Regions from separate parts of the Homo sapiens genome. Here region 1 is linked to region 2. Evidence: chromatin loops called from intact Hi-C (ENCODE). Cell type or tissue: Panc1. All regions are shown on one strand. Links, peaks and the distances in the headings refer to the core of each region. The heading gives the core; the rest is flanking DNA.

Region 1 (9,999 bases), core at 1,044-9,043, 260 kb before region 2:
TTCTAGTCAGAGTGGCCAGGAGAAGCAGACCAAGTGTCTGGTGCATCAGGCAGTGGTGAGCTCCAGTGGAGATTTAGCCTGGGCCAGGGCAGGCCTGGCTGATGAAGGAACACACATCCAAGGAAAGGGAGGCAGGGATCCCAGTGGAGACCTCAGGACAGAGCAGCACATGCCAAGGCCCTGAGGTGGGGCATGCTGAGCTCCTCGAGGTTCCCTGAAGGGGCCTTGTGTGGAGCAGAGGAGCTCCTGGCGGTTTGAGTGGAGGAAGGATGAGATCCAATGTACTCTGTTAAGGCTCGCCCTGAGTCCTGATGGCTGGGATGTCCATGGCCTTTGAGCTGTGCAGTGGAGAAGTGAGAAGTGAGGATCTGCAGGGGTGGCTCCAGGCATTTTTGAGTCTGCAAGGGAGACAACTGATCACTTTAATCAGGCACTGCAAACTCTTTAGATCAAGAGCTGGGAGATGTGGCCATTTTCTTGCTCACTCTGAGGTGGGAGATAGCTGAGGTGTTGACCAAGATCAAGACAGGGCAGCACCACCGTTTGCCATGCTCTGCCTTTAGGCATCTCCCACCTGGCTGCCTTGAAGAACACTTGCTCCCTTCAGAGTTGCAAATCAATCAATTGATAAATCAATCAATACATCAATCCTCATGTTACTTTGTTAATCATCTCCTGTATCAGTCACAGCACTGGCATCTGGCACACATTATCAAATTTAATCCTTCCTACTTTCCCTTATGAGGCCCTTTATACAGATGAGGAAACCGAGGCTCAGAGAGGAAAGTCTGTGGCTTCAGGGTCATCAGCTAGGAAGTGGCCAACTCTGGCACAGACCTCAGGCCTGTGTGAGGCTGAGTTCAGTGTGTCCTGGCATGGAAGAGAGAGAAGTTGGCAGATGCAGTGCCCTAGCATCTACTTGGAGGAAGAGGTTGGGATCCTTGGGAGAGAGGGCTTCTGGAAGTGCAAGTGTTCTAGGAGAGAACTGTGTGAGCAGTGCACAGTGCTGGAAAACATGGGGCCAAGAGGTTGGCCTGGTGGGGTTCTCTGTCTCTGAGGCTACGACTGGGGGACACAGCCAGTGGGGTCCCTGACTGAGACCTTTGTAGAGTTCTAGGGAGAGAAAGGCAGGAAATACAAATTATTCTACCAAGACAGTTGTCTTTCTGGGGTATGACCAGTTTTCTCCACCCACCATCCATCCATCCATCCATCCATCCATCCATCCATCTAAATATCCATCCATTCATCCATCCATCCATCCATCCATCTGTCCATCTAAACATCCATCCATCCATCCATCCGTCCGTCTGCCCGTCCGTCCATCCATCCATCCAAACATCCATCCATCCATCCATCCAAACATCCATCCATTCATCCATCCATCCATCCAAACATCCATCTATTCATCCAAACATCCATCCATCCATCTAAACATCCATCTATTCATCCATCCATTCATTCATCCAAACATCGATCCATCCATCCATTCATCCATCCAAACATCCACCCGTCCATCCAAACATTCATCCAAACATCCATCCATCCATCCATCCATCCATCCATCCATCCATCCATCTAAACATTTATCCATCCATCCAAACATCCATCCATCCAACCATTCAAACACCCATCCATCCAACCATCCAAACACCCATCTATTCATCCATCCATTCATCCATCCATCCATCCAAACATCTGTCCATCCATCCATCCATCCATCCATCCATCCGTCTGTCCATCCATCCATCCATCCATCCATCCATCCATCCATCCATCCATCCATACATCCATCCATCCATCCATCCATCCATCCATCCATCCATCCATCCATCCATCCATCCATCCAAACATTCCCCAAATATCTATCCAAACTCCCTACTTCCCTCTTTGTAGTCTATGACAAACATTCTTGTTGGTACTGGGGATACAGGATGGATCCTAGTTCCTGCTCTCAGGAGGCTGGGAAGCTCTGAAGAAATGATTATGCAAATCTACTAGAATTGTGAGGACCACCAGGAAGGAAGGTACAGCACTCACTAAGAGTGTATAACCAGGCCCCCCTCACCTGGTGCTCAGAGTGGGCTTCTCTGGCAAGTGAGCTGAGATGAATTGGATGAGCCAGAGTGACCTGGTCGGGAGCAGAGAAGCGCAGTCCCAGTGGGAGGAACAGAATGTGCAAAGCGTCTGAAGAAGGAAGGGCTTGTTGAAGTGGGAAGACTGGTGTCTGTAGGGGTGGGTGGGGAAAATGAAGAGGCTGTGGAGGAGGCGGGGGGCTCAGGCACTGGGTCGGGGGGCCATACTCTGATGATGCTGACAGACTCAGGGTCAGGTGATCACTCTGGGGTGTGAACTCAATGTGGCCCCCTTCCAATTCTGTTTTGCAGTCTCTGCTTTCTCAGAAGGTTACTCCAAAAGGGGACCACAAGGTCAAGATGGGCATGGGGAGGCTTTGGATGCCGAAGCAGTTTTATTTTGGCAAGTCAGCCGAAGGAGCACGTGCGCCTAAAATTAGGCAAGAGTGTGAGCTGCACACAAGTTCACACGCTCAAAACTCCTGTGGGCAGGGCCTGCGCAGCTCTCCTCTGTCTGTTAATGGTACAGTCTGTTCAGACCTTTGGAACATTCCTCAGCTTTTATTTAATGTAGGAAGAATCATTTCTGGAATTAGCATATAAATTGGCAGAAGTCAGCAGCTCTAGCAGAAGTCACTCTCTGTGTCAGGACAGGAGAGCGAAGGCCTGTGCATGGATGGGAGGTCCACTCCCACTCCCCTGGCGCCCTCCTTTCCCCTTCAAGGGGCATTTACATGGTTCATTTAAAACACTCCAGCCTTCTTCCCAAAATGTGCAACTTGGGAAAGAATCTGTGTCCCTTCAGCTCTGGCTGCAAGGGGAGAGGGGTCGTGGCCAGGGACGGGGTGCTGAGGAGAGCATGGGAAGCCTTTCTGACCAAATGGCTTGCTTCGGGAAAATTTTCCCACAGGAGTGGCCCCATGGCCTGCCTCCCAGCACAAGGTTATTGAAAGGGAACACAGAGAAATGTTCACTGCCCTAAGCTGTCTTGTCTGGTCTGGTCGGGGGCAGATATTTTACACATTTTATAGCCCTATTAGTTTTAGGTCTTTTGGATAGGGGTGACCAGTTGATCATTAACTGTTTGCTACGTGTGGCATTCCGAATTCTGGCCCCAGATAGCTCAGCCCAGCGTGCTGATTCCGCCTGGCCATTGGGCCATGGCTGGGTGGGCCGCCGCCTTCCCCAGCGGGTGGGGCGAATTCTCCTGATGCCAGGGCTGGGGCCCATGTGGAGGCCTCCCTGGCTCCCTCAGGCTCTGGTGTGAACACTTCATTATCCTTTCTGGGAGTTCAATCCCCTTGTGAACCCTTCACCATGGTGTCTTCACAAGACTGTGGGCGTCTGCCCTAAAAAGGCACCAATGATTTGATTCTGACATTCCTACTTTGGTGTGTTTCCCCCAGAATAAAATAGCAATCAGGCTGAGCGCGGTGGCTCATGCCTGTAATCCCAGCACTTTGGAAGGCTGAGTTGGGCGGATCACGAGGTCCGGAGATCGAGACCATCCTGGCTAATATGGTGAAACCCTATCTCTACTAAAAATACAAAAAATTAGCCAGGTGTTATGGGCGCCTATAGTCCCAGCTACTCAGGAGGCTGAGGCAGAAGAATCGCTTGAACTCGGGAGGCGGAGGTTGCAGTGAGCCGAGATCGCGGCACTGCACTCCAGCCTGGGCAACAGAGCGAGACTCCTCCCCACCCCCCCAGCAAAAACAGCAATAAAACAGGGGCTCTCTCTACGTCCTGGACAACCATGGGGTCTGGGTGTCCTCTTCTCCACCTTTCGGCCTCCAGGCCTGGCCAGGACACTGTCCTGTCCTCGTTGTAAGACTTGCATTTTTGACGTTCTCTACCTACAAAAGGTTCGTGCCAAAGTGCAGCTTTTGGTCGGGTTGGGAATCCTCAGGCGGCTTCTTGGACAGGAGGGTTGGGCAGGTCGATGGGGTGGGAGTTGGGGAGCAGCCACACTCATGAATAGATTCTCGTTTTGCACTAATCAGATTTTCTAGCAGAGCTTCCAGAAATGTCGTTCTCTTGCAGAATCAAAGGCAATTGCAAGGCATTAAAAACCAATGTGCCTTCAGTGTGTGGGCTCCCGGTCTCACCCCCAGCTGGTTCATGTTGCCGCCCAGTCCCGTCTCAGACCTCCTTAGGCCGCCTGTTCTCCCTCCCCGCCCTCAGCTCAGTGCCATCTCCCCTCCCGGCAACTCCCTGTTCTAACTCCTCTCATTCTGGGACACGTGGCCTCTGGTGGGCACTTCCAAATGGTCAGTGTTGTCACTCACCCTGGGCTTAGAACTGTCTATGGCTCTTCAGGATTCAATCTAAGAGAAAAGCCCCAACCCCTGGTTTGAGCCTAGAATGCCCAGCGAAGCCCGGCCCCTCCTTTCCCCACACCTTCACTCAGGGCAGCCTCGAGAACGTCCTGCAGCTGCCTGGACATGGCACCGCTGTCTCTCTCTGTGCGTGTCCACTGCTGTTCCCTCTGCTGTCTCTCTCTGTGCGTGTCCACTGCTGTTCCCTCTGCTGTCCCCTCGTCCCCACCTGGCCAACCTGCCCCACCCCGACGCCCCTCTTCAGGAGGCCTCCCCTGTCCCTGTCTCTGGGCTCTAGTGCTGCATTCATCACGTTATTCCCTTTCCATGAGTCTCATTTCCTCCTGGGTCTCCTTCCACCTCCATGCATTCTGGGGCCAGAGGCAGCTCTGAGCACTGTGGCCGAGGGATAGACGGACCAGTATGTGGGGAGGTGGGTGAGGGGTGTGCAGTTTTATAGCTCAGCCCAGAACATAGGCGGTGGAGCCAGATGGACCTGGGCTCGAGCCCAGCCCTCGCAGCTGTGTGATCTGAACAAGTTACCTAACCTTTCTGAGCCCGGTTTTTTCATGTTAGCAAACAGGCTGTGCGACAGCCCTTCTGGAAGGTCAGGGAGGCTGTGGCCCAGCTCTCGCTCGGAAGTGCTCAGTGATGGGTTTGGAATATTGTGGGGACCGAGGGGTAGGGATGTTTTCCCTGACTGCGTGAGGATGACCCTGGTGTGTGGAGCAAAAAGGCAAGCTGGCCCCCGGGCGTAGGGGCTGGGGGTGCCACAGGGAGGTGCTTTTATGCTCATGCCTTCCAGAATGGGAGAGCCCCAGGCCTCACCCAGGAAAGAGAAGGACCTGTGCCAGGTGCCGGCTTCATGTCCAGCTCTGCCACCCTCTTTCGTAGGGATCCAGGGCCCCATTGTTCACATGGGGGTGGCCTCTAGGCTCCTGATGATCTCTTGGGAGCTGCCCTTGGTGATGCCGAGCTGCCTACAGGGGTCCTTCTGGGGCCTGAGGCCAGGTGGTCACTGGGCCCCTGCCCCTCGGCCCCTTTGTGAACCCAGCAAAACCTGCACCTTTGGCGCATGACCTCCAGCTCCTTGGGAACCTATGGCTGCTCTTCCAGAAGTCCCTCTACCTGGCAATGGGCCCTCCACCGAGAACTCCTGGTGCTGAGATGGACGGATCATGATTTCCTTCTGTCTGCACCAGGCTTTGCTTAGGAGAGAAAATGCCAGAAACAAAAAGGCTTTTCTCACTCTCAGCCTTAACATAGGATTTATTATGAATAAATGAAACTCCCTTGCAGGGCAGTTGCTCTGCGACCAGCGTGGCCTAGGAAGGCTCAGCTCCAAGTGATCAGCTCTGTCCTACAGAGACTGAAGCTTGGAGCAGCTGGTGACAGGACCACGGGCACGTAGCCTGGATTGGGAGAAGTTGGGAGTGGCGATCACTAGTGTTTGCGGAGCACTTGCTAGGAGGCCTGAGCCAAGGATGTTATCTTATTGATGTACGTTATCTTATTTAATCAGAGCCTGCCAAACATCCCAGTCTGCCCCAAAGTCCCGGGCGACACCTGTCGCCCTGGCGTCATCATTAATAACCCCCGGAAGGTGAAAACTCTCAGAGTGCCCTTGTGGAGCTGAGAAGGAGCACGGTTTCACTGTGCTTAGTCCTCTGTCGAGCCCTCTGGAATATCCCTATGATGTGGATGAACAAGCTGTGGGTCAGGGGGATGGAGGGACTTGCCCAGGGTCACCAGCTCGGAGGCAGGGTTGGATTCCAGGATTTATAATCTCAGAGGTGGGATTTAAAGCCACGACCCTCTAATCCTTCCCAAGCAACAGAAGGCACGGAGTGTGTTCGCGGTGTCAGGGAGGGTGGTGGGAAGGCAGGGGCGGAGGTCCCTTCGGAGGCCTGACCTTCCCAGGACCCCTCACCAGCGGTCAGCAGCCGGGGTCCCGGGAAGAATTCTGCCGAGAGAGAGCTTTTTCCCCTTCAAGGAATAAAAAGCACACACACACATTCCTCCGAATCAAAGGTGTGTCCAGAGAGAGGGAGGGCAAGGCCCCTTGACCAGCAGCTGCCAGCAGCCTGGGCACATGACAGCCCCTGAAGGCTGCTGGCACCGACTCTGGCCAGGCATTTGCAGTGGACGGCGGTGCCAGGACAGGGAGGGCGGCCTTTCACCAGCTTGGCACCTCTGCCATGTGACGGCCGCCTCCCCTGGGGGAGGGCGGGGCCGCTCCTCTCCCAGCAGGCGGGTGCAGCCCCAGGGGTGCTGCAGGCCACTGCGGGACCTTCAGCGTCCGGCTCCCGGCACTGGCCTCTGTGCCCTGGCCGTTCCTGGGGTGGGGCATGGGTCAGGAACTCGCACTCTCACTCTCGGGAGATAGGAACTCAGTCCCATTCATAACCCCACCGTGTAACCTGGAAGGCACTTTGCAGTTTACAAAGGCCGTCATAGCCAGGGTCCTTGAAGGAGGCGTGTCACCGTCCACTCTCCAGAGAGCAGCCTGCGGCCTGGGAGGTGGGCTTCGCCTCCTCGACGTCACATGTTGGGGGCTGTTTCCTCGTTGACTTCCAGTGCAGGGCTGTGATCTGGAGTCCAGGCCTTGCTGGCCGGGACCCCCAGGACAAGGGTGGCCGTGACATATGTTCTGGCGCCTTCAGTACTAGTGAAAGAAACGAGCCGGCCGTGTCAGCTGGGAGATTTCTTGCGGCTGCCGTAACAAAAGATCACAAACTGGTGGGGGCTGGAAACCACAGAAATGCCTTCTCTCCCAGTGCTGGGGCCGAAGCCCGATATCTAGATGTAGGCAGGGCTGCGCTCCCTCCGACTGCTCCAGGGAGGGACCCCGGCCTCTGTCTGCCCTGGTGCCTCCAGGTGCCCTGTGGCTTGTGGCTGCCCCGCTCCAGTCTCCGCCTTGTTTTCATGTGGCCCCCATCTCTTCTCCCTGTGTCTCTCCTCTGAGCCTTCAGGAGGAGGCTGGTCATTGGATTTTGGGTTCTCCAGGATGATCTCACCTCAAGGTCCTTAATTGCATCTGCAGATGCCTGTTTCCAAATAGGGCCACATTTGGTTAGGACGTGGACACGTCTTTCGAAGCCACCATGCAGGCCGCTACAGGAGGTTTCATGAATTCATCTCAATTTCCAGAGGACCTGGTGTTGCTTGGCCGGCCCCCTCCAGCAGTGACTGGAGGTTGCTGAGTAGCAGAAGCTTTAGGTGGGGCAGGCCCTCACCTGTCTGCCACAGCGAACCCCACCCCTGACCCCCGACCCTGCCTGGGACCCCTGACCTGGTCTTCCCAGTCCATTTCACAGCCAGGTAAACTGAGGTAGCTCAGGGTGAGTTATTGCCAGGCCTGGGCTGCCCAGGGCACCCGGCCCACGGGGCAAACCCCAACACAGCCCTCAGTTTACCAATTCTCGTCACATGGAAGCCACCTGGGGGCTTCCCAGGGTGTTCTGTCTGCCCCCCTGTCCCCAAGGGTACCTTGTGTCAGGTTGGGATGACTCAGAATAATCAAATATGGCCACGTCTTTTGGGATGAGCAGCCATTTATCGTTTATCCTGGGGATCAGAGTTTTTTCCTCTGTAAAGCTGAATAATGTCGCCTGGTATAGCCCTAGGTAGTGTTACTTTGAAGGCTGAGAGAGAGAATGTGAAAGCGTTTTGGAGCCTGAAGAATACAGAAGGGAGAGACGTGGTGAGCATCAGGGTAGTGCAGTGTTATCTTCCTGAGCTGTACGGGGAGCGTGGTTAGGACAGGAGGGACAGACCGTGGTGAGCATCAGGGACAGTGCAGCGTCCCCTCCTGAACTGTACGGAAAGTGTCCTTAGAAACTTCAGGAACTCCTTCCGTGGAGTTTCCCTGTTCTTTGCATCCATCCTGTGCTCAGCCCTGAGCGAGGCGCTGGGGAAGGGGAGCGAGAAGGGCCTCTGTCTCTGTCCCTCTGGGCGTTACATGACTCCAGGAGTTGGGTATTGAACGTCACAGGCATGGCTGCCCCGGGCTGCCCGAGCGGCTGGACATAGGTGGTGGGTGTGTGGGGCACGAAGGGTGCCTGGCTCAGGCTTCTGGGGACAGCTGAGTGCAGGAGCTGGGGCAGCAGTGAGTCTAGGATGGAGGATGCTTTGTGGGGAGACCACAGGGAAGACCATCTGAGGAAGAGATCCTGTGTGACTGGTCACCCACAGAGAGATGGTGGTGAGACCTCAGCATGGCTGGCTCAGAGCCCCTTCCTGAAATGGCCTGGCATCACGGTGATACAGGAACAGAAATTCGGAGCAAGGGGAGGACTACCATGCCTCTCTTCTGCACTCTTGGGGGCAAGGCCAGAGCAGGAATTGGGTGTGGTGGGGGCTACTGAGCTTGGGTCCTATGTTCACTTTCTCCTTCCATTTATTTATTTATTTATTTATTTATTTATTTATTTATTTATGAGACAGGGTCTGGCGTTGTTACCCAGGTTGGAATGCAGTGGTGCAATCATGGCTCACTGCAGCCTCGACCTCCGAGGCCCAAGTGATCCTCCTACCTCAGCCTCCCAAGTAGCTGGGACTACTGCTATAGTATAGTCCAGTGCCTAGACTGTACTAGTACTATAGGCACATGCCACCACCTCTGGCTGATTTTTGTATTTTTTGTAGAGATTGGGTTTCACCATGTAGCCCAGGCTGGTATCAAACTCCTGGGCTCAAGTGATCTGCCCGCCTTGGCCTACCAAAGCCCTGGGACTACAGACATAAGTCACTGCATCTGGCCTAATTACTTATTTTTTTGGGGATGGGTCTTGCTCTGTCACTCAGGCTGGAGTGCAGTGGCAGCATCATAGCTTAAGCAATGATTTTGTCACTGCACTCCAGCCTGGCAAACCTCAAACTCCTGGGCTCAAGTGAGCCTCCTGCCTCAGCTGCCTGAGTAGGTGGGACTACAGGCATGAGCCACCACATCTGGCTAATTAAAACAATTTTTTTGTTTTTGCTGGAGACAAGGTCTTGCTGTGTGGCCCAGGTTGGTCTCAAACTCCTGGCCTCAAGTGATCCTCTGAACTCAGACTCTTCAGTAGCTGGGATTACAGGCGTGAGCCACTGGGCCTACTTCCTTTCCCTTTAGACTCAAAAATCCAGTGTAGGAGCTTTGTGGTCCATTGAGTAGGCTGCATTGCCTAGCCTCCCTGTTGCTGGAGAAGTGTATCAGCTAGCTTTTGCAGTGTAACAAACCACCTCAAAACATTGTGGCTTAAAACAGCGAGGGTTCATTATTTCTCCAGGTTCTGTGAGTTGGCTAAGCAAGATTTCTGATCCGGGCTGGCCTGGCTGTGGCTGGATGGTTGGGGATGGCCTCTCTCCCATGTTGGGGGCCTCTGCTGGGACAGCGATGCTCTCCCTATGTGCTCATTCATCCTCAGGAGATCAGCCCGGCCTTGCTCATGTGCTGGCGGGAGGTCCCGGTACCGACATAGCAGCCTGCATGCACAAAAGCTTTTCCAGCCTCTGCTTGCATCCTGTTTGCTTCGTCCCTTTGGACAAAGCAAGTCACAGGCCAAGTCCAGATTCAGGGGTGGAGAAATAAACTTCATCTCCTGGTGGGAGGAGTGACATTGTCA
Region 2 (9,999 bases), core at 570-8,569:
GGAGCCGGGGGGCCCTGGGGTGTGCTCCCACGGGCTGTGTCTGTCCGCACCGCACAACAGGTGACGGCCAAAGCTGTGGGCAGAAAGTAGAGAACTGGATGCAAGTGTTTGCCAGGTTGGCCTCGGAATGTTAGATCAGCCTCTGGCCCCCCAAACCTCCAGGAAAAGAAGCAGTGGTGGGGTTCAGCCTGAACCCTAAACAACCTCCATGACTGGTCCCGTTCTTATTCCATTTTGTGGGTAGAGACTGGACTGGTGTTTGAAGGTTTCTCACATTATTTTCCGTGTCTATGCCTCCACAGTTTCCTGCGGCTGTCTGCACACCCAGACCAGAGCAGTTCCTGCCTTTGCGCTTTGCACCATTTTCCTTGGTGAACTTCTATTCATCCTTCAAAGCCCAGCAGTAATCATCCTTTAGAAAGTCTTCTTTCAGAGGGAACCAAAAAGGTAATCGCTGGAGACAGACAGATGCTGCCTGAATGCCTGTTGTGTTGTGTGGTTGTGGGAATGTTACTTCACCTCTCCGTGCCTCAGTTTCCTCAGCTGTAATGGGGATGGTAACAGTGTCTAGGGGTACTGCTTGGAATGCACATAGGGAGATGAGTGAAGGCCCAGCACTAGAAGAGTGCAGGCACTAGCAGAGTGCAGGCGCAATTGCTGCTGGGACCAGCAGGTAACTCGCATCCAAGTTACAGTGCCCAGCCCCAGCAGCAGCCTCAGCACCAGGCAGAGTGTGCTCAGCACTGTGGGGGGCCAAGAGGACTTGAGGGCCGCTGGTCTGTGATTCTCTCATCTCTTTTGAGGTTCAGGACTTGGCGTCTCTCCTAGAAGCTCTGGGGAACCTGACAAATCCTCCAGGAGGACACAGAACGCAGGAAGGGCTGGCTCGGGGTGCACCAAGATGGCTGCCCCGAGACACCGTATCTGAGGGCTTGGGTGGAACTGAGGAGAGGGCGGCTGGGAAGGCCATCCGGGAGGAAAGGGCAGACGGCTACGGCAGCGTCAGGTGGTACAGTTTGCCCCGGAAGTGAGGTAAAGAAGAGAGCGGGAGGAGAGAGGGCCACATGCCTCTCAGCCATGGCCCTGAATGCTGGCTTGGCTGAGCCTCATCTTTGCTGTTTGCAGAATGGGGAGAATTGTGCCTGCCCAGCCTCCTCCTTGGGGACTCCAGGGGCCCAAAGAACCAAGAGCTGCAAATGTCCTGGTGGCCTTGGAAGTTTATGGATGGTACAGATCTGGGGTGGAGGGCATGGCCAGGACAGGGAGGGCTGTCAGAGAGAGGGTCTGTGGGTTTGTGGAGTGTGGGGATCAGTCGCTGACTCATTAGATGAACCAGGAGCCTGCATGCTACAGCCCACCTGCCAAATCTTGCCCCCACCTGCTTTTTAAAATAAAGTTTTATTGGAACATGGCCATGCCCATTCTTGTACATGTTGTCTATGCTGCTTTGCTTTCCAATGCCAGAGTCGGGGAGCTCTGGCAGAGACTTCAGGACCGCGAAACCAAAAACATTGACCATCTGCCACTTACAGAAATGTTTGCCGACGCTTGAGCAAAAAATAATAACTTGTCAGATGCACTCAAGCACTGAGCACCAGGCCCTGTTTTAGGTGCTGGGCACACAGCCATGATGAAACTGGAATTTTCTACCCTCGTGGAGACAACATTCTGGTGGAGGGAGAAAGAACAAGCAAAATAAAGAAGGAAATTGTCTGGGCTGCAGGGGATACATGTTAGAGAGAGAGTCAGAGCAGGAAGCAAATCAGAGGGTGGGGAGGGCGACTGAAAGAAGGGTGTCAGGTGGCCTCACTTATGACCTGGAGAAAGAGAGGGGAAGAGCTCTGTGGGTGTCCCAGGTAGTGGGAACTATGGCTATGCAAAGGCCCTGAGGCAGGAGTGAGGAGTCCGGGCGGCTGGAGCAGGGGAGAGGGTGGGCAGTGGGAGACGTGGACAGCAGGTCACAGCCACCCCCGGTATGGCCTTCCAGGCTGTTGTGGGGACCTGGGCATTTACTCTGATGGGAACAAGCAACCACGGTAAGTTCTGAGTAGAGGAGGGCTGTAGTCTGACGTAGGCTAGGCAGGATCCCTGGGCGCTATGAGCATAAGGACAGCAGCTGGGGCAGGATAGAGATGCAAGTGGACCAGGGTGGTGGCCGTGTGTAGAGGCGGGCAGGTTCCAGAAGGTTCTGGAAGCAGGGCTTACTAGATTCCTGCATCAGATGGAGGAGGCAAGAGAAGAAGGGGCCCAGCATGACTCTAAACCTCAAGATTGTGTTTGCCTGTCTCATCCATCTTTCCTTTCTGCCTCCCAGTCTGTGAGCCCCTTGAGGTTGGGGTCACCCCTGGCCATCTTATCCCTCATGGCCACCACTGTCCACAGCTCTGCAGGGCACCCACCCAGTATCTGTGGGGTAAGTGAATGCATGAGTGAACCAATGGTGGTCTTCTACTTCCTTGGGGAGTGTTATGGGCTGAGTTACATTCTCCTCAAAATTCCTAAGTTGAAGCCCTAACCCTCTGTGCCCCAGAATGTGACTGTATTTGGCAACAGAATCTTTAAAAAGGTAATTAAGTTAAGGCCAGGCGTGGTGGCTCCCGCCTGTAATCCCAGCACTTTGGGAAGCTGTGGCAGGTGGATCACCTGAGGTCAGGAGTTCAAGACCAGCCTGGCCAATGTGGTGAAACCCCATCTCTACTAAATATACAAAAAAGTAGCTGGGCATGGTGGTGGGTGCCTGTAGTCCCAGCTATTTGAGAGGTTGAGGCAGGAGAATCTCTTGAACCTGGGAGGCAGAGGTTGCAGTGAGCCGAGATCACGCCACTGCACTCCAGCCTGGGTGACAGAGCAAGACTCCGTCTCAAAAAAAAAAAAAAAGTAGTTAAATTAAAATGAGGCCATTAGAATGGGCCCTACTGCTGTCCTTATAAGAAGAGGAGATTGAGACACAGACATGCACAGAGGGACAACCGTGTGAGGACACAGGGGGAAGGCGACACCCGCGAGCCAGAGAGAGAGGCCTCAGGAGGACCCAGGCCTGCGACACCTTAACCTTGGACTTCCAGCCTGTAGAATGTGGGAGAACACATGTCTGCCCTGGAAGCCCCAGCCTGCGGTGCTGCACTATGGTGCCTGCAGGAACTGTAGCACAGGGTGAGGCAGATGGTGGGCGTGGAGCAGGGCACACCGCCATGGGCGAAGAAACAGATTCTTCGTAGAGTGCGGCACCCAGTCAGGCACCTGGGAGTTGGTGGCTGAGCTGGGGCAGGACTTGACCTCCTGGACTCACCTCCATCTGGGGGAGGCGGGGCCGGGTGGCAGGCAGCGTGCACATGGCCCCTGGAGTGGCTGCGAGATGCTGCCCCCAGGAGCATGGGAACACCAGCTGTCAGCACTTGCTCAGCTGCGACCCACACCTGGCGTGTTACAGCTGCAGAGGAAAACAGGCCTGATGGGTGTGGCCTCCTCTCCAGCGGCCTCCTGTGCCCAGGACAGGGCACCTCAGGCCTCGGAGGCTCCTCCCCAGCCCACCCCTTGGGAGCCTGTTGTGCCCGGGGTGGGTGGGGCAGATCTTGCTCGCAGCCAGGCGGCAGCTTATCCCACCAGACACTTCCTCTGCATGGGTCTGCTTCCTGCAGATCCTGCAGCTCAGCCAGGACCCTCTCCACTGCCGTCCACTGCTCCATGTGGGGGTGGGCCGGAGTCTGGGGCCAAGATGAACCAGACCTGCGGCCAGGGAGGGCCCTGCTCATTCCCCAGGTTTCCCCGGATGGCACTGGGGTGGGGGGACCCCAGGGGTAGCTGCCTCTTCACCTTGCTCCCCCATGCATGGGGCTGCAAGAGCAGGAAGCCCATTCCCAGCACAGTCTACTGCCTGGGGCTGAGCGGCCCATGAGGGACGAGGTCACATTCTACAGAGGCCACATGGAAAGGACAGGGCTCGCCCTGGGCCTGAGGGGTCACCAGGCTGGCCTTTTCCCAGAGACCCTTGGTAGAGGAGATGGTTCAGGGTGACTCTAGATATGGAGTCTGAGCCCAGATGTGGGGTCTGGTGCCCTGTTTGTCACTGTCAGGGTTCGAAGTGTGACCTTGGGCAGACAGGACCCCACTTGACCCACTTCCTCCAACTGTGCTGAGAGGGAGAATGGGCCTGGGACTCCCTGGGGTCCCTAGGTGGCACTGGAGAGGCCACACTTCATGCTGGCAGGGGCCCCCTGCAGACTCTTACTCCAGAAGAGGATGGGTTTAGCCCTGAGCAGGGCTGGGGAGAGGCCTTGGTGCAGTGAGAAGGAAAGCTCCCTGTCCTCACACTGTCTCAGCAGGGACAGGTGCCAGCAAAGTTGTGAGTCCCTCAGCCCATAGGTGAGAGTGGCGGCCGGCGTGGGCCCCAGGTTTCTGTGTGTGTCCCGGGCTGTGCAGTGTGGCCAGCAGGTCAGCCCCGCTGTGCAGAGCTGTTCTCAGGGGTGGCCTCCTCCTCCTTGTCCTGTTTGTCCTCACAACAGCAGCTACTTCCCTGGGCCTGGGGCCACACAGACCGGCTCCTCGGTCACCCAGGGATAGTCCAGTCACGTCTGCAGAGTCTTTTGGCCAGGTAAGGTCGCACATTCACCATGTGAATTGTGATTAGAATGTGGACGTCTGGGGGCCATGATTCAGCCAACTGCACACAGGAAGGAGACATAGGGGTAAAGACATCAGGAGAGGATCCCCCAGGGAGGAGTGGGTGTGGTGGTCCCAGGGACAGCACAGAGTGGGGTGTCAGCACGTCTGGGTGATTTGGGAAGATGAGACATGCTGGGGAGCACCAGAGAGTTAGCTGGGCCCAGAGCACGCAGCTCCCTCTCCAGGCCCCGGCTTTAAAGGGCCCCCATCTGGCCCTCCCCAGGCGAAGAGCAAGGGGTTCTCAGGCCAGGGACACATGGGCACCGAGGGCCCAGGCTCCGAGGACCCAGGAAGCGGGCTCCTGGCCTGTGGCCCACGCCTGCCTGCAGTTCCTGCGTCATCCGCGGCTCCCCAACAACCCGCTTGTTTGTCTGCCCTTCACAGCCAACTCCCCACCCCACCCACTAGATGTCAGTTTGGGGCCCGGAAGCGTGTCCTTTCCAGCTCAAGGTCCTCACACCATGCCCAGGGCATCTGACTTATGGTGGGCGCGTCTCCATCATTATCTACAGAATGAATGAATGTGTGAATGAATGAATGGGTCTTGGAGCTGCCTATGAGGAAGGTAATTCCTATCATCACCCCAGCGTACACATGAGGCGACTGGGGTCAGCCCACAACACACAGCTGCAGAGCGGTGAGTCGGGGACACCTGGGTCTAATCTCGGCTTCACAATGACCCTCGGCTGAAAGCTCTCCGGCCCTTCCTCCAGGGTTGCTGGCTCTGTGCTGAGCCCAGCCCCTTCTCTGAGCAGCTTTGAGCCCAGAAGCCTCTGCAGGCCCTATCTGGGGTGGCCTCGAGGATCTTGGGGTGGTGTTGGGGGTGGTCTCAAATGGGCCTCAGGCTGGTGCCTGCGGGGCCGTGGGGAGCATTTGAACATTTCCTCTTCCCTTCCTGGGAAGGGGGTGCCAGGGGTCTGGGGGTCCAGCCAAGGCCCATGCCTTCAGCCCAAAATGGGGCCAGATGGGGTTGCCAGGCCTCCAGGAGGCCCTTCTTCCCATTGTCTGGGAGGGATAAGACAGTAACGAACCCATCAGACCCTTGCCTTCACCCTCTCGCCTTCACCCTCTCGCCTTCACCCTCTCGCCTTCACCCTGGGGAACTGACAGGCGGGAGAGGGTGAGATGGGGGCTGGTGGCCCAGAGGGGTGAGAGCAGGGTCAGAAACTGGCTCTGTGGCAGGGCAGGTCCCTGGGTAGGAGAAGGCAGGGCTTGGAGGCACACACCCGCACACACCAACACACCCAGCACACACAAGAACACACCCCGAGTGCTCCTGCACACACCCACCTGGGAACGCCCACGCCCACTGGGGAACGCACACGCCCACCTGGGAACGCACACGCCCACCCAGGAATGCCGACGCCCACCCAGGAATGCCCATGCCCACCTGTGAACGCACACGCCCACCCGTGAATGCAGTCGCCCACCCAGGAATGCCCACGCCCACCTGTGAACGCACACACCCACCCGTGAACACATACGCCCACCCAGGAACATACACGCCCACCCAGGAACGCACACACCCATCTGTGAACGTACACGCCCATCCAGGAACGCACACGCCCAGTTAGGAATGCAACCGCACACCCGTGAATGCAGACGCCCACCCGTGAATGCACACGCCCACCCGTGAACGCAGACGCCCGCCCAGGAATGCACACGCCCACCCGTGAACGCAGACGCCCACCCAGGAACGCACACGCCCACCCGTGAACGCACATGGCCACCCCAGGGGGCGACGTGCCCAGCTCTGTTTGGCATGGCATGCAGCTTCTCATCTAGAGTCAGTCGGAGCTGAAAATGGACCTCTCTGGGAAAAAATCTACTTGATTTAAAAACAGAGAGAACTCAAACGCCAATGCTGTGGGGGGCAGGGGGCTTGGAGCAGGGGTGAAGAGCCCTGCACCCTGCAGCAGATACCAAGGGCGGCGTCGCACAAACTGTGGGATTAGGTGGCAGAGGCTGTTCCGAGGCTGCTCCGATGTGTGGGAACTGAGGGGGTTCCCAGGATGTGAGACTTTCAGTGCTGAAACTGGGAAAGTCCTGGGCGAGCCGGGACAAGTCGCTCACCCTACTAGAGACAGTTGGGCGAAGGAGACACATTGGGATCAGTCTCCCATGGCCTTCAAGTGTCAGGGCAGGGGCTGGGGACCTCCCATATAACGAGCAGCCTCAGGAGACTCCAGGCAGGCAGGAGCGTCGGGGGCTGCGACTCCAGAATGGCCAAGGCTTCTACCGTCCAGCCCCTTTGTAACACAGAGCACCCAACGGGCGCAGCCGCCCCCATGCCTCACACCTAACCCAGCAGGGGCCACTGTGGACCCCGACTTCCCAGGGCTGGGACCTGCCTGGGGCTACTGACTCAGGTGCCTGATGTCCCATGTCACGGTGGCTGCCTCCCTCCCAAACGCCCTGCCCATGGGCTTCTCCCTGGAGATGCCAGGGGGTTTGCTTCCCTCGATCACAGGCTCCTGCTCCCCTTCCAGGCTCCCAGGGAGAAGACCTGCGCTCGGCAGATCTCTAGAAAAGGTCCCATAGAGGTCTGGGCTCAGGGGTCCTTTCAGGGTGGGGCACCTCCTTCTGTCACCCACACGGCTGGCCGGGTGTCCCGTGCTGGACACACACGAAGGACATGAGCAGCCACGGGTCCACGAAAGAGCCATTTCTACCACAAGCCGGACTGGGCTTCGCGGAGGTGCCCCGGGGAAACCCATGGGGAGGCACAGCCTGGACTGGACAGGGAGGCAGCCCCCATTCATCAGCTCCTTCCCTGGCACGCATTAGTTGGTACCTACTGAGTGCAGAGCCCTGGGCCAGGCGGTTCTGGAGGCTGGGATGGTCACGCCCCTGCTCTCTTGAACACTGGAGCTGCTGCTGTCTCTCCCTGTTTGCTCTCCCTGAGCCGGGACCCCACGCAGCCTGAATTGGGATTGCCCTACTCTGAGCCCTCCCGTTCCTGAGGCCTGAGATTTGGGGCGTCGTGAAGCCTTGAAGATCCGCTGAGCCCTCCAGAGCTCACACTGCATCTGCTGGCACCCGAGCTATCAGGACCACTGGCCTGGCGAGGGCTATGCTCTCCCTGCAAGAGCTGGTGGCACAGGGCTTCTGTGTCCTTCCATCCCAACAGGGCCCCTGCCCTCTGCACACAGGCACCGGGTGAGCCCTGGACACAGGGTGCGGGGTGCACACCCCTGTGGAGCTCAGAACCAGGTTAGGATCATCAGCACCTGGTGTGACAAGGACCACAGTGCCCCTGGGGTTTGGCTTTCACGCCTGTCCGTTTCAAAGCTCAGTACCGCCACACCTGCCGAGGCTGGTCACTGTGGGACAGGGCATGGCTAAGGACCCTCCTTCCCCGCAGAGGTGGAGACAGCGGATAGCCACCCCCTTACTCAGCATCCTCCCTGCCCTTCCCTTTTCATCTTCCCTCAACATTTTAAAGTCAGACACACGAGGTGAACCATTTCTAGCCTCTTTTTTCTCATCTGTAAAAGCTGAACAAAAATCCCTCTCCACCGGGCACAGTGGCTCACGCCTGTAATCCCAGCACTTTGGGAGGCCGAGATGGGCAGATTCCCTTAAGTCCAGGAGTTCGAGACCAGCCTGGCCAACATGGCAAAACCCCGTCTCTACTAAAAATACAAAACTTAACCAGTAGTTCCAGCTACTCAGGAGGATGAGACGGGAGGATCACCTAAGCCTGGGAGACAGAGGGTGCAGTGAGCCAAGATCACACCACTGCACTCCAGCCTGGGCGACAAAGACAGACTTTGTCTTAAAAAAAAAGAAAAAGAAAAAGAAAAAGAAAAAAAACAAAGTCCTGCCTGACAGCATTGCTGAGAAGATGAAGTAGGACCAGGCTCAGAAAGCACATGGCTCCCATCCCGCACACAGTAGGGCCCCAGGAAGTACAGACTGTGTGGACTGTGAGGCCACAGCCGCTGAGGTGGCAGGAGTCAGGAGGAGGAGAATCTTTGCCCAAGAGCCAGTAGGTGCTTGATGAATGGGTTCCCTTCTAACTTTATGAAAAGCTCTCTTTCCTTCATCTTATTTTTACTTAATTTTTTATTTTTATTTTTTGAGACGGAGTCTCACTCGGCTGCCCAGGCTGAAGTGCAGTGGCATGATCTTGGCTCACCGCCACCTCTGCCTCTGGGGCTCAAGCGATTCTCCTGCCTCAGCCTCCTGAGTAGCTGGGACTACAGGCACATGCCACCATGCTCGGCTAATTTTTTGTATTTTAGTAGAGACGGGGTTTCATAATGTTGCCCAGGGTGGTCTCGAACTCCTGAGCTCAGGCGATCTGGCTACCTTGGCCTCCCAAAGTGCTGGGATCAGAGGCGTGAGCCACCGCGCCTGGTCTTTCCTTCCTCTTAAAACATGACTCAGAAAAAATGAAACTCCTTGGCTGGCACTATCCCTGGAGGGGCTCAGCAAGAGCACTGCAGAGGCAGAGTACTGGGGCCAGAGATTGAATTTCTCTGGCACTGTCATGGAGCTCCCCTGGGTCTCAGTTTCCCTATCCCCAAAGTGAGAATCATCACCGGATGTTGCATTGTGGGTTGTTGAGGAGTCCAAGAGATGATAGAGCAGGGACAGCCCTGAGAACAGTGGCTGACATGCAGGTGTTCATATCAGGTACTGATAAAATATTAGCACTTAACTAATAAGGGTCCAGACCGAGAGGACAGATTCTAACTAGAACCGGCCCCCGTCGCCTTCCCTGTGCCAGGGAGGCCTGTGTGGGGTGCCTTGGCCTTTCCTCTGCTGTCACAACGATCCATGGCTGCTGGTACCATGAGGAACCCGACTCCAGGAGGGCCCGGGCACGCAGCGGGCCTCATGGCAGGCCAATCCCCCACCTCCTGGCGCTCCTCTCCCTGCCTGCATGGCCGGCCCAGGAGCCTCTGCCGGGCGGGTGGCCGGGTGGGCTCCAGCGGAGGCCTCTGCTCCCTGTGTGCCCCATTGAGCACAGACGCCATCTGTCTCTGCCAGCTTCCCGGCGGCTGCAGGGCGTCTGGTCAGCTCCCTGCACACAGGCTGTGGCTTGTTTGCTGCTGAAGCGGCTCCCTTTGGGGTCTCTCTATGTCCTGGCCCAGGCTGTCTGAACTGGGAGAGTCAGAGATGTTTCCACCGGTTGGAGCTGTTTGTTTGTCTTTTCAGAGCCCACAAAGGGGCCCTGGGTGGCTCTGCTTGGAACTTGGGACTATGTGGGGACCAACCTCGGTCAGCTGGGAAGCCAGACCACACTCAGGTCTGCAGACAGGGCCATGGGGTTTGGTCTCTGCCCTGCCCTGGGGCCGGCCTGGAGTGGCCACTCACTGGCAGTGAGGC

The links. Peaks named below come from ENCODE experiments on the same cell type or tissue, not always from the same donor. Only the 100,000 strongest peaks of a DNase experiment are listed, where the experiment ranks them.
Region 1: a loop joins it to region 2, with 3 times the contacts of the local background. A loop is called at or near these places in 3 of 110 quality-filtered maps.

What each region holds. Positions count from the first base shown.
Region 1 is chr11:69,109,211-69,119,209 of GRCh38, forward strand. No RefSeq gene overlaps it. Among named protein-coding and RNA genes, the nearest start is that of MIR3164, 31 kb to the left of the region's middle. In Panc1, for the core only: no CTCF peak of the experiment used is centred there; no DNase peak of the experiment used is centred there; H3K27ac peaks cover 4,622 bases.
Region 2 is chr11:69,371,101-69,381,099 of GRCh38, forward strand. LOC105369370 (a long non-coding RNA gene) reads left to right here. Exons shown (of 5, transcript XR_950269.4): 5 at 1-1,411. Among named protein-coding and RNA genes, the nearest start is that of LINC02953, 50 kb to the right of the region's middle. In Panc1, for the core only: no CTCF peak of the experiment used is centred there; no DNase peak of the experiment used is centred there; H3K4me3 peaks cover 1,124 bases; H3K27ac peaks cover 3,615 bases.